Linked DNA regions of Homo sapiens: region 2 is linked to region 1. A link is a contact called in ENCODE Hi-C data. All regions are on one chromosome and are shown on one strand. The core of a region is the stretch at or near the end of the contact, and the rest is flanking DNA. Distances in the headings are between cores, read along the strand shown. Region 1 has its middle 160 kb from the start of LINC01833. Region 2 has its middle 12 kb from the start of TMEM247.

Region 1 (6,063 bases), core at 2,441-4,940:
GGAGTATCACTTTTAATTTCCTTCAAGAACTTTTCCTTTGCATTCACACCTTGGCTAACTGGTACAAGAGGCCTAGCTTTCAGCCTGTCTCAACATTTGACACGTCTTCCTCATGAAGCTTAACCATTTCCAGCTTTTGATTTAAAGTGAGAGACATGCAACTCTTCCTTTCACTTGAACAGTTAAACGCCATTGCAGGGTTATTAACTGGGCTAATTTCAATATTGTTGTGTCTCAGAGAATAGGGAGGCCCAGAAGAGGGAGGGAGACAGGGAACAGCCTTTCATTGGAGCAGTTAGAGCACCCAGAACATTTATTAAGTTCACCATCTTATCTAGCTACAGTTTGTGGTGCCCTAAAACAATTACAATAGTATCATCAAAGATTACTGATCACAGATCACCATAACAATTTAATAGTGAAAAAGTAAATATTGTGAGAATTACAAAAATGTGACAGAGACATGAAGTGAGCACATGCTGTTGGAAAAATGGAGCCAATAGACTTGCTCAAAGAATTGTCACAGACCTTCAATTTGGAAAAAAAAAAAAATGCAATTATCTCCTAAGTGTGATAAAAGTATGTCTGTATTGATTAGATCAGTGAATAAAAATGGAGGAGTTTGGGCCCCCACCACTCCTCCCTTCCCCCGCAGTGGTACCTGAGGTAGCCCTGCAATGTTCAGCCTGGGGCAGAGGAAGGTGAAACATTGGGATCCACCCCAGAACCTCATGGGAGAAAGTCCCCTGCAATGTATTACATATTCTCTAGGGCCAAGCTAAATGTCTGACAACTCTCTGACAGTACCAGAGAATTCTAACTCCCTGAGGTGGCCAATATCTCTGGTCCTCATAATAGAATGTTTTTTATCTCAAATACTTCAGAAGTTAGCATGAACTGGGAATTCAAATTATGTCGTTCAGCTCTCCTATGTTACAGAAGAGGAAACTGATGTCCACAGAGATTAAGCAGCTTGCCTACAATCACCAGCTTGGTACTGGTAGAGTCCAGGCTGGACTAGGTATTCTGATTCAAGGTTCATTGTTCTTTCTCCTGTAGCCCACTTTCTCTGGTGTCCTCTCTCAGTAGCCTGAGAGTGATGTGCCTCTGTAATAGGTTCAATTTCTGAAGGGTAAATGAGGCCTGTGGTACTTGCATCCTATTTTTGTGTTTTTGAAATGTTAGTCACTATGTAACTCACCACATTTTAGGCAAAACATTGTATCAAAAGTTAAACGTAAGGACGCAGAAAAGTACCCCCAGAGAATAGATCTAGAACTGCATGAGTTATCGGTTGCTCATCACTTAGTTAACAGACTGCCCCAAATGTAGTTGCTTTAAAACACCACCATTTTTAGCTCATGTTCTGTGAGCAGGCAATTTGGGTTGAGCTCAGCTGGGCAGTTCTTCTGCTGGCTCACCTGGCCCACTCACACAGCTGCAGCCAGAGCTGCATCTCCCAGGGGCTGTTTGGTCCTCGTTTTCTGTTCACTCCCAGGAAAAAAGAGTTGAGCCTGCAATACTTTATCTGGTAAGACAAGTCTGCGACTGAGACAACCAAGCAGGCCAACCCTCGCTGTTCCTGGGAGAGCCACTGCCGTTCAGTGGCTCATGGCTGAATAATGGGGGTGACTAGGCCACATGTCTCCACTGTCTAGCAGCACAGCCTGGGTTTTTTCACATGGTAGCTGGGTTCCAAAAACATCAAGATAGGACAAACCTCAATGCACAAGTGATTTTCAAACCTCCGCTTGTACTCATGTTTACTAATGTCTCCTTGGCCAAAGCAAGCCAAGCCAAGTTCAGAATCAAGGAGTGAAGAAAGAGTCCATTTCTTGATGGAAGGAGCTGGAAAGTACTGTTGCTATTCCCCAACCCCACCAATCTACCACAAGGGTAGAGCTGGATAAATACCTACAGTATCATATTCATATTGAGATTATTGTAACCACTGATGGTTTATCTAGTCTCTTGGGGGTGAGGGTGTGTGTGAGAGGACCCAGAAGCAGCACCTGGCTGTGAGGTGAGGGAAAACCACTAACAGCTGGCAGAAATGCAAGCTGGAGACTCAAAACCTCTGTCACCCAGCCCAGAGCCGAGGTTCTCATCTTATGGGGCAGAAGGTGGGCCAACCAGGAGTATCCCTGGAGAGAGGAAAGATCTCTGGACACTCAGAAGCTGTGAGCGGCTTCATTCTCCTCCAAGCTGCTTCATACTTGCTCTCGCTTGGCATCATGAGATGCTGCTTGAGAGAGAGACAGAGGGACAGTGAGAGATCCACTCAAAATGTAGGCTGGATCAGGGATGTGGCCTCTGCTCCTAAAAATAAAGCCTGTGGAGGAAAATGAAGGCTAATGTACCTGGAGGTGGAACCATAGGTCAGGTGGGCAAAGCTTTTAAATGTACTGCCTTCTGGGTTGGGAACAGCATGGTGACATTCCCTGAAGCTCAAGGAGAGCTCGGCCATCAGAAGGCAGACTGCAGATCAAGACAGTGATGGCCTGAGCTCACTTTCCGACCTAGTCTGACAGTCACATCGTGTTCAGCTTCTACCTTTCTCACATTGGTAGGCTGCAAACCATCAAAAAGTAGAATTTCATATACAAAGCCGAGTCCTTATTCTAGATTGCACAGGTGATGCCCAGACAACAAGCCAACATTTTCAGATCCCACCGCCCAGCTTTCACCATGGACCTGGCCTGGGATGGTGCGGCCTCGGTGCCCACCGGGAAGGCAGAGTGGCCCAGCGTGGGCGGCAGAGGTGAGGGAGGGAACGCTGCTCTGAGGCCTTTTTCTTGTAGCTCCAGACAAATTAAAAACCTCCTTACCAGCCATTCATTCTGAGGAGGCCTCTTCCTTCCTCCACAGGGGGGCTGCTGTGTTGGAAGCCGATCGGATTCAGGGAGGCTGGGCCTCCCGGAGCTCTCAAGGAGGGGGAGCGGCAAGAATGGAAAGAGAGAGGCCCTAACCCTGAAGAGATTGGCAGGCAGGGAGTGGGGGCAAAGTGCAGCCCAGGTCACTGGGAAAAAAGAAATCTCAAAGTAAGGGAGTGGGGGAAAGTTCCACTTTCAGCCTAATTATGAAAGAGGCCTCGGTAGAGAGGGGCGGGGGAGCCCAAAGAAGAGAGAAAAGGGAAGTGAGATGTTGCAGAGAGCAGAAAGAGATTCTCAGGGGGCACAGGCTATTGAAGGAACGCAGGCAGGGAAAGGTGCCGCCTCTTCAAACGTGGGTCTGTTATAACTGATTTTGAGAGACCTGGAAGCATGTTCGCCTGGGACTCCCAAAGAGGGAGGGCAAAATGCCCTATTAAGGGTGGGACGAATTGATTTCCCAAAGAAGCACAGCACCATTTCCTCCAAATGCCCTCTGCAGTCCTCCTTAATCTGCCCTGGAGGCAGCAGGTGACCTCTGCACAGGCCCCTGGAGGCGCCTTTGTTCGGGGGCATTCTGCGGCCCGCCCCGCCCCCTCCCCTTGCACCTGGGCAGCAGCCTCAAAATGCACTTGTCCACCCTTGGCCGGCTCCCGTGGTGGGATGGCGGATGCCTTTGTATGTGAAAAGCCACGAGCCCTCCAACTCCTGTTTTCCCTTCGGCTTGACACATTCACTAATGTATTTCCTGTTCACTCCCAGGAGAAAAAAAGAGTGCCTGCAATACTTTATCTGGTAAGACAAGTCTGTGACTGAGACTACCAAGCGGGCCAACCCTTGCTGTTCCTGGGAGAGCCACTGCCATTCAGAAAGCTTGGCTCTGCCCTCGAATCCCCAAGTGTTCCCTGCCGGGTTCTAATCCAAGCCCTCTGAGGTTTGCTAATTTAATTGTGTAATGGTCCACACCTGAGACATTCCCTGAACTATCTTTAGGACACTACTTAGCCTAAAAGAAAGACAAATAAGAGTATTAAGACAGGGACTTAGACATTGAAAGCTTTTACCATCTCCAAAACATCTGAGTCAAGCAGAAGAAAACGGGGTGGGAGGATGAGGGGTGGCCTCAAAGTCAGAACAAGCAACAAGAAGTAAATAAAGTTCTTGCTAAGTGAGTCTGAAATATGTATTTAGCCCTTGTAAATTAAATAACACTGGTTTTTAAAGAGTGATTCTCCGAACATCTATTATTCACATCAGTAGGACAGACGGTAAGCCACTGTAAGATTTATAGAAACTAAAAGACTTCCCATGCTAAAGGTTAATGAAAGTGTAATTTGAATCATGAAATCTTTATGTGTCGGCTCAATTTACACCGAGGGCTCATTAAGGATGCGTTTGGTACAGCGGGCGGCAGGTGACGTCACATTAGTATTTAAATGGGCGGGGCCAGGCTGCTCTGCATGTAATCCTTTAAAAATATAACAGCCTCTCTCTTTCCTTCTCTGTCTCTCCAGCTGTAACAACTTCACCAACTGTCTGGGTTCCACCCCGAGGATTTCACTGAGAGAACACGTTAGAGGGAATCAGGAAGCAGAAAAAAGGTCACAAATAAGCACCTCAGGAACAATGAAAGCTTTTCTCTATGCAGCAGTGGGAGAGTTGCTAGAAAAACTGGAAAGGTATTAATCAGAAGTGGCTATAAATGCTCTGGAGTTTTGCTCTTATAAAACTCCTCAGAGAAAGTCTTGAAGGAAATGCAGGTCAAAGCCCAAAAAAGCTCTTGATCAGAGATTGCTGGAGGAAAATCTTCCCAGACGCCGTTTAATAGGCAGCAATCACCCCAGGAGTGGGGAAGCCAAGTACGCTTGAAACATGGTTGCAATTCCTAATAGGTCTTGTCACACTTAAGGCACTGCAAGCTCCATCCAACGAACAGCTGAAGCTAGCTGGCGATTCATAAAGCCAACAGTTTAAAGTTTATTATGATGAAAGCACTTAATGACAGCCATCGCTAGGGGCCCATCATTTATAAAGCTGTGCTGAGTATTAGACATGTAGCATGACCACCAATTTTATGTCACAATTGCTACCATAAAATGACCTTTGGTGATTTTTGCTGCATGTGGTGGACAGCTCTTCCTTCACATTAGTGCTCTGTGGCTTTCTTTGCAGACTATTATGCTGTCTAAAGCTTATTTGGCACTGTCGTGAGCCTCAACCCTTGCTATTACCCCGAAGGCCTGTCTTAAAAAAAAAAATCTCATGCTCTATTACGCCACTCCAATAATTTACAGTTCTTACCAGCCTTGGTTAGCGTAATATTTTAATGCAAATATGCTTTACCATTGGATTTTATTTTAAGCACACACACACACACACACACACACACACACAATTTCCCATGCTTCTGGCTAGCAAAATATCCATTTTATGGGAGTTCACTGAAATCGGCCTCTTATTCTCTGGTCAGGTCTCACTGATTGAGCACTGTTTCCTCTGGGTCAGTTAAAACATCACCAGAAAAAAAAAAAAAAAAAAAGGGTTACTTAAACTTCTGTTGAGATTTTTTTTTTTAAGATCCTATACATGATAAACCCACTTAAGGCAGAAACACCAATTCTTATTTCCCTGCATCCAGTCGCAATGCAAATTGACATTTGAGTAACATTATTTAATTAGGCTTCCATTTTTCCACCTTCTTTGTGTAGTTAGGAAATGTTTGAATACATGCCAGTTTACTGCTCCAATGTAAACTGCTGCTAAGAAAGTGGTCTGTCCACGCTACACCACCTTTAAATTGTGTATATAATTTTATAAATGATATAAAATCTGCTTCTAGCCCTGAGGAAAAAACAAACCATAAGCATGGCACACTGCAATTTTGGAAGGATTTAAAATATGTGATTTCTGCTGGTACCTACTGTATTGGGTTTTATATAAAGCTTTTTTCAATAAGGTAAATTGTTACATGACAAACTCATCTTCCACCATTATCATCTGCTGTTTGTGTTTAACAACAGGAGTCCCGCTCTAACAAAACTGTTGTAATGGCTGTACAAATTACTCAGCTGAAAGCTTTTCACCAAACAAAACAGTATTAATCAGCAGTTCTTATGAAGGTGCTAATTAAAAACAATTTTCTTCCTCAGTTTGCAATACTAAAGCCATCTTCACTTGCACAGTTTCCAATATA
Region 2 (6,063 bases), core at 2,669-5,168, 1.7 Mb before region 1:
TATCATGCATATCTAGGTAGGCCTGAGCCCTAGTAGTGGACATTCTTAGGCTGAAGCCGGGATCCCGTTAAATACTTATCGTTACATACATGTCGTTACATATGATAAATCAATTCCTTATGAGACCCTAGAAATTGATAGCCCAGATATTCCCCCTCTTAATGAGGGTTTATCATTGAACACGAACAAAGCCTTAGTATAAGCAATGTTGCCCTAATGGTGGAATCATGGGCTTTACGGAAGCACGTTGGAGAAAATATTTTGAATCCAAGAGGCCTTTTGGAGACAGAGGCTCAGTAAGTAGGTACCCATTCATCCATCACATCCATGTTTAGGATCTAAATGTCCTTAATTTCATAGTAATTTATTCATGCCAGGAATGAGCAGAGAATCAGGATGGGGGAAGTATCAGAGGGGCCAAGAAATCATAGACAAGGGTGTCCGGGTAAAGAAGACTTTGTTATAGGCAGCAGCACAACATAGCTCTTCTCTGACATCCCCCTCACTCTTTCTTCCCATCCCTGTTCCTTTGTCACCATGGAAACCAATGATGCTCCCTCCTTCTCCTCCCCTCTCTGCTCACTCGGGTCCCCAGGCCCCACTGCTCTTTGTCTGACTGGCTTCACACCGCGGTTGCCAGCCTCTTTGCAAACACTGAGCCTGGGCATGCAGCTTCACCTTCTTTTCACCCTCCACCCCGCCACCCTCTCCCGCCTCATTTTCCTGCTCCCAGGCTTCTGTTTCATGCCTTCCTTAATCTTGATCCAGGCTTTAGTGAAATTGCCATCTTTCTTCAAGAAGTTGTATGAAAATTAGATTTTTGCCACTCTAACCTGATTTGAAATGCATTAAGAGATCTGTCTTTTGAAACACCTCAAGGTGAGGCAATTTGTGAAGGGAAGAAGCATCCCTTACTGCGGCTTCTGTGCTTAAACATTGTTAGAGAGTGAATCACATTCTATTTTTGTACTAGGAGTGTCTTCTGTTTAACGAAATCCCCCAGCGTGTCTCTGAGTGAAACAGAGACTTTATCATAAAGGAAATAACACTTCGAGTTCAGAGATTGTGAGCTGTTGGCCCCGTGGACTTTTGTTAGGTCTGTATAGTGGCTAAAGAAAATTGAACCAACATTTAAAAATCAGCAGGTATCACATAAAAGTCTGGATTTCTGGCTGCCCTTGAGTTGGACATGGGGCATGTATCTCCACATGGTGAAGATGGGAAGGAGGGAAAAAGGAGTAGAGGCTTCCTGCTTTACGGCTTCTTCCTTTCCAGTCAGCTATGCCTGGCCAGCTTCCCACTTTTATCTGGCCCACCTGGGCCCTCCTGGCATCTGAGCTTCTGACCCTGGCCCTAATTGATCTGTTTTTGTTTGTTTGTTTTTGTTTTTGAGATGGAGTCTTGCTCTGTCACCCAGGCTGGAGTGCAGTGGCACGATCTCGGCTCACTGCAACCTCCACCTACTGGGTTCAAACAATTCTCCTGCCTCAGCCTCCCGAGTAGCTGGGATTACAGGCGCATGCCACCATGCCAGGCCAATTTTTGTACTTTTAGTAGAGATGAGGTTTTGCCATGTTGGTCAGGCTGGTCTTGAACTCCTGATCTCAGGTGATCTGCCCGCCTTGGCCTCCCAAAGTACTGGGATTACAGGCATGAGCCACCATGCTCAGTTTCCTAACTGATCTGTTTTGAGAACAAGGATTCTCCCACAGTGCATAGAGTTTGCTTAAGGGCAGTCATCTGGAGTTCTTTTGAAGTTGGCCTGATACCTGAGAGCAGGTGAGCTTTCTACCAACTACTGTGCTTCCAGAGTCTTCCAATCATTGTTTTCTTGGAACCCACTCAGGCTAGCTCAAATATTATGGGCTTTATGTATGTGAGGCTATGGAGATTGCTCAGAAGTGAAAGTCAGCCTGAGTGAACTGTATAGGGTTTCTCTCTTACCCAACCACCTCCCTCTTCTTTCTTATACCTACTCCTGTCTCAGAGTGGACATACCAACCTGGTCTTCAGAAAAAGAGCCAGGCATAGCAGATTGAAGAGGGAAGACCCCAGGCTGCCAGTTACAGACTGACTCTCCCGTCTTAGGGGACCTAGGAGAGGACATGGGGTGGGATCCAGAGGGAGTTACCGAGGCCTTTGAGTATAGATCTGCTGCCACTCATGAAATGGCAGGTGTGTGGGTCAGGTGGGCCAGTGAGTGAGGCCTTACATCTGTCCCCTCTCAAAGACATTTTCCTCCTTAGCGCTTGGTGAGGGAAGTGTGGGAACACAGGAGGGCAAGGCTGCAGTGAGCCGAGATTGCGCCACTGCACTCCAGCACCGGTGACAGAGCGAGACCCTGTCTCAAAAAAACAGAACAAAACAAACAAAAAAGAAACACGGGAACAGTTAGAATAAAAGGGTAGATTCATAAGCAGAAAAACTCTGGAGCCACTACCCCAGCTACACATATCTAGAGAGATATACAGGGGGCCACACAATGCCATCTGAAATGGAGTAGCAGTTCTCTTCCCATGTTATCAAACCAGCTCGGAACCTTTGTTCACAAACCTAAATGAATGAGACGCAGCACGGTTCTTTGTTTTCTTCCAATCATCTTTCAGCTCCTTGCCACACTTGGTCTCTGGTACCTCCTGGCTGAGCAAGCTTGGGCAATTCCTGAACCTCTCGGAGTCTGATTTCTCATCAGCAAAGTGGGCGTCATGGGCTGAATTATCTCCCCTCAAAATTCAAGTGTTGAAGTCCTAACCCCCGAAACCTCAGAATGTGACCTCATCTGGAGATAGGGGCTTTAGACTACGTACTGGGTACAGTGTACACTGCTCGGGTGATGGGTGCACCAAAATCTCAGAGATCACCACTATAGAACTTATCCATGTAATCAAAAACCACCTGTACCCCAAAAACTATTGAAATCAAAAAAAGAAGTCATGGCGTTAAAATGAGGGCTTAATCCAATCTGACTGGTGTCCTTGGAAGAGGAAATTTGGACATTCAGAGAGACACCAGGGATGCACACAGAGAGGAAGACCACGTGGGGATGCAGTGAGAAGGCAGCAGCCATCTGCAAGCCGAGAGAGGCCTCAGAGGAAACCAAACCTGCCAACACCTTGATCTTGGACTTTCAACTTCCAGAACTGTGGACAAATGAGCATCTGTTGCTGAAGCCACCCAGTTTGTGGTATTTTGTTAGAGCAGCCTGGGCAGATTAATCTAGTGCGTACCAGTGCTCCTTCATGGAGGGCTATGGGATAAAATAGATGACATGAGAGTGTTGGACAGGGTACAATACATCCTAGGTATTCGGCAAGGGTGAGCTTCCTTTTCAAGAAGCCGTCACAGAATGCTTTAGCTCACAGAGCCTTTCTCAGATCGTCTCTTACACTCCTTCTGTTTATTTGATTGATCAATCATTGCTCCTTAATCACTGATTGAGCTCTGTGGTCTGGTTGTTGAACCCTGGCAATGGGTGGTCTGTGCAGCCACACTATTTGCTGCTCTTGCACTTCCAAGACCTGAAGCTAGAGCTGGTGCTCAGAGAAGAGCTGCCCCATGGTAGCAAGTGTCTGTCACTGGCTCTTTCTGGGGCAGAGGGAAGCTCCTGAAACCCTGCCCTCCCCACCTCCTCCACCAAGGGTCCCCCTGCTCAGCACTTTCTGCATGGCTTCCTGGTGGCTGTCTTCCAAGGCCTGCTTTCTGCCCCAGGACCTTACAAAGGCTGCTTTGATGAAAAGTTTGAGGCAAAGTGACTGTGTCATTTGATACAAGAGGCTCAAGGGGGTAAAAAGTGTAGCTTTCTTCTATTTTTGGATTTTCTAGCCCAGCGGAGAATGATCAGCTGAATGGGACTGGGGCGGAAGCCAGGAGCAGAGGGAGGAAATGCACCCAAGCTGGAGAGCCCCTGTGATTAGCAGCTGGAAGCCTAGAGCGTGACCTGCTTGTGAAGAGGCGCCTCTGCAGGCAGACTCTGCGCCCAGAGCTGGAAGGCATGCAGGGGCCACTTGCCCTGGGGCCACCAGACTCCTTCCTCCAATGGCCTGCTCCAACGGTCCCTGCCCCTGCAAAATGCACAGAGCCTGCTCCCTCCCTCCCTCCTGTTGATGGAGTACAGGCCAAGGATAGTCACTCTCTGGGTGAGATTTGAGAGGCACCACAAAAGCCCCTTAACCCTGGGGTCTCCGTCATCCACCGCCAGGGCAGTGGCACAGGGCCCTGCTCTCAGTGGGGGCTCTCCACATGGCTTAATGCTCTGCTGTCACCGTCGTGGAATTCATGATGGGACACTGCATTGTCCTCTTGCACTGGGCCCACAAATTCAGGAGCCGGACCTCCCCACCTCTCCCAGTTCTTGAAATTCAGGTTAGCAGTCACTTCCCTTCCCTGCTCTGGCTGATACCTCTCATCTGTGTAGCTTCTTATTCACCACCAGCCTCCACCTTGTTATCTCACTAATTGTCACTATAACCCTGTGAGGGACTGACATCTCTCTGACTCGTGGCCCTTTGTAGGATTTGCCCCACGAGCTCAGGCCTTTTGATGCCACCCCTTTGCTCTCTTTGAGGAACAAAAATGCCTACCTCCTGAAGCTATCTGTAATCCCCTCCTACTTAAGTGTAAGAAATTTGCAAGTCCGAAACCCATCCTCCACTTCACTCTTAAGAGCCTAAAAAGCCCTCTGAGGGCGCTTAATAAATACTAACTAATGAACCTGCAGCTGCTGCTCCTTTGGCTAATTAAATCTAAGTAAATCACAGACTTTGAATTATGCAACAAGGCTTGGCCAAAACAGCTTAAAAATGTGGGAGCCCTAGCTTTTCTGCTGTGCCCTGTGGAAAAATCCCATCTTTTAATCATGCTTAACCTTCCTGAAGAACAGCAGCAACCTTTAAATAATGAATGAACGTATATTAGCAAGATTTCCCCAAAGCTACACGTGGGAGTCAGATCAAAAAAGGGACAGAAGCAGACACAGGCCTGAGGGCATTCTGGAACTTTCTGCTCAGCCCTGGCCTGCAGGGTGAAATCATTTGGTTCCCCAGAAGCCCAGAGCATGAACTGGTGAAAGGGAGGAGGGGCAGATATGCTGCCACAGGCTCAGCTTCCTGATGTGGCACAGTAAGCTCCTGCCACCCCTAGCCTGCGGCAGAGGTTAATGGAAACCCCATAGCACTTCTGAAGGGCTGTGCACTCGGTTGTTCTCCCTCTCATTCCCCCTAGAAGACCCTCCTGGCCAAGAGCATTGTCTTCATAAAGAGAACAGATTTTGTTTTTTTTTTTTTTTTCTGGTAGGGTCTTGCTCTGTCCCCCAGGCTGGAGTGCAGTGGCACGATCACAGCTCACTGCAGCCTCAACCTCCCAGGCTCAAGTGATCCTCCCTTGTTAGCCTTCCCAGTAGCTGGGACAGCAGGTGCATGCCACCGTACCTGGCTTTTTTTTTTTTGGAGATATGGGATCTCCCTATGTTGCCTTGCCTAGTCTTGAGCTCTTGGGCTCCTGCCTCGGCCTCCCAAATGGCCGAGATTACAGACGTGAGCCACCGCGCTAGCCCAGGACAGACCAGGACAGATTGCATTGAGTCTCATCACCTATAACAGGCTTCCCAGACTTTAAGATGCATATGAATTGCTGGGGGCTGGTGGGTACTGTCAAACCACATCTGCTTCAGTGGGTCTGGGGCAGGGTCTGGGATGCTGCATTTCTAAGACGCCGATGCTGCTGATCCACAGATCACACATTGAAGAGCAAGGATTTAGGTCTTTCAACCCTGATTGCTTATTAGAATCAACTGGGGCACTTGTAAGGCTAACAAATCATCTCTGGATGTCATCTCAGATCAATTAAATCAGAATTTCTCGAACAATCTCTAGACTTTGGTCCTTCTTTTTTCTGAGTTAGAGTCTAGATAATTTAGAGGTCGCCCAAATGAAGCCTAGAAAACTTAACTGACTTGCTTACTTACAAGTCATCTGCTAACTTGGGACTAGAAATAGACATGGCAGGAAAGTGGCCTTTGGAATCAAGGCTTAACCCTCCTGCCCCCGAGTCTCTCCAACTGTAGTC

Evidence for each region. A loop is a pair of places that touch in the nucleus more often than their neighbours do. Pooled maps may share reads with other maps.
Region 2: a loop to region 1 is called in a map with no recorded cell type, with 7 times the contacts of the local background. The contact joins two enhancer-like sites. A Hi-C loop is called at or near these places in 2 of 37 single-sample maps with no recorded cell type and 3 of 50 pooled maps.

What each region holds. Positions count from the first base shown.
Region 1 is chr2:44,775,943-44,782,005 of GRCh38, reverse strand. No RefSeq gene overlaps it. Among named protein-coding and RNA genes, the nearest start is that of LINC01833, 160 kb to the left of the region's middle. Within about 2 kb of position 3,690, at least 3 of the 41 ENCODE cell types and tissues checked have a DNase peak (open chromatin) inside an H3K27ac peak, as active enhancers do.
Region 2 is chr2:46,488,591-46,494,653 of GRCh38, reverse strand. No RefSeq gene overlaps it. Among named protein-coding and RNA genes, the nearest start is that of TMEM247, 12 kb to the right of the region's middle. RefSeq lists enhancers at 3,701-3,750, 3,861-3,920, 3,550-4,082, 3,941-4,240, 4,083-4,615. Within about 2 kb of position 3,918, at least 17 of the 41 ENCODE cell types and tissues checked have a DNase peak (open chromatin) inside an H3K27ac peak, as active enhancers do.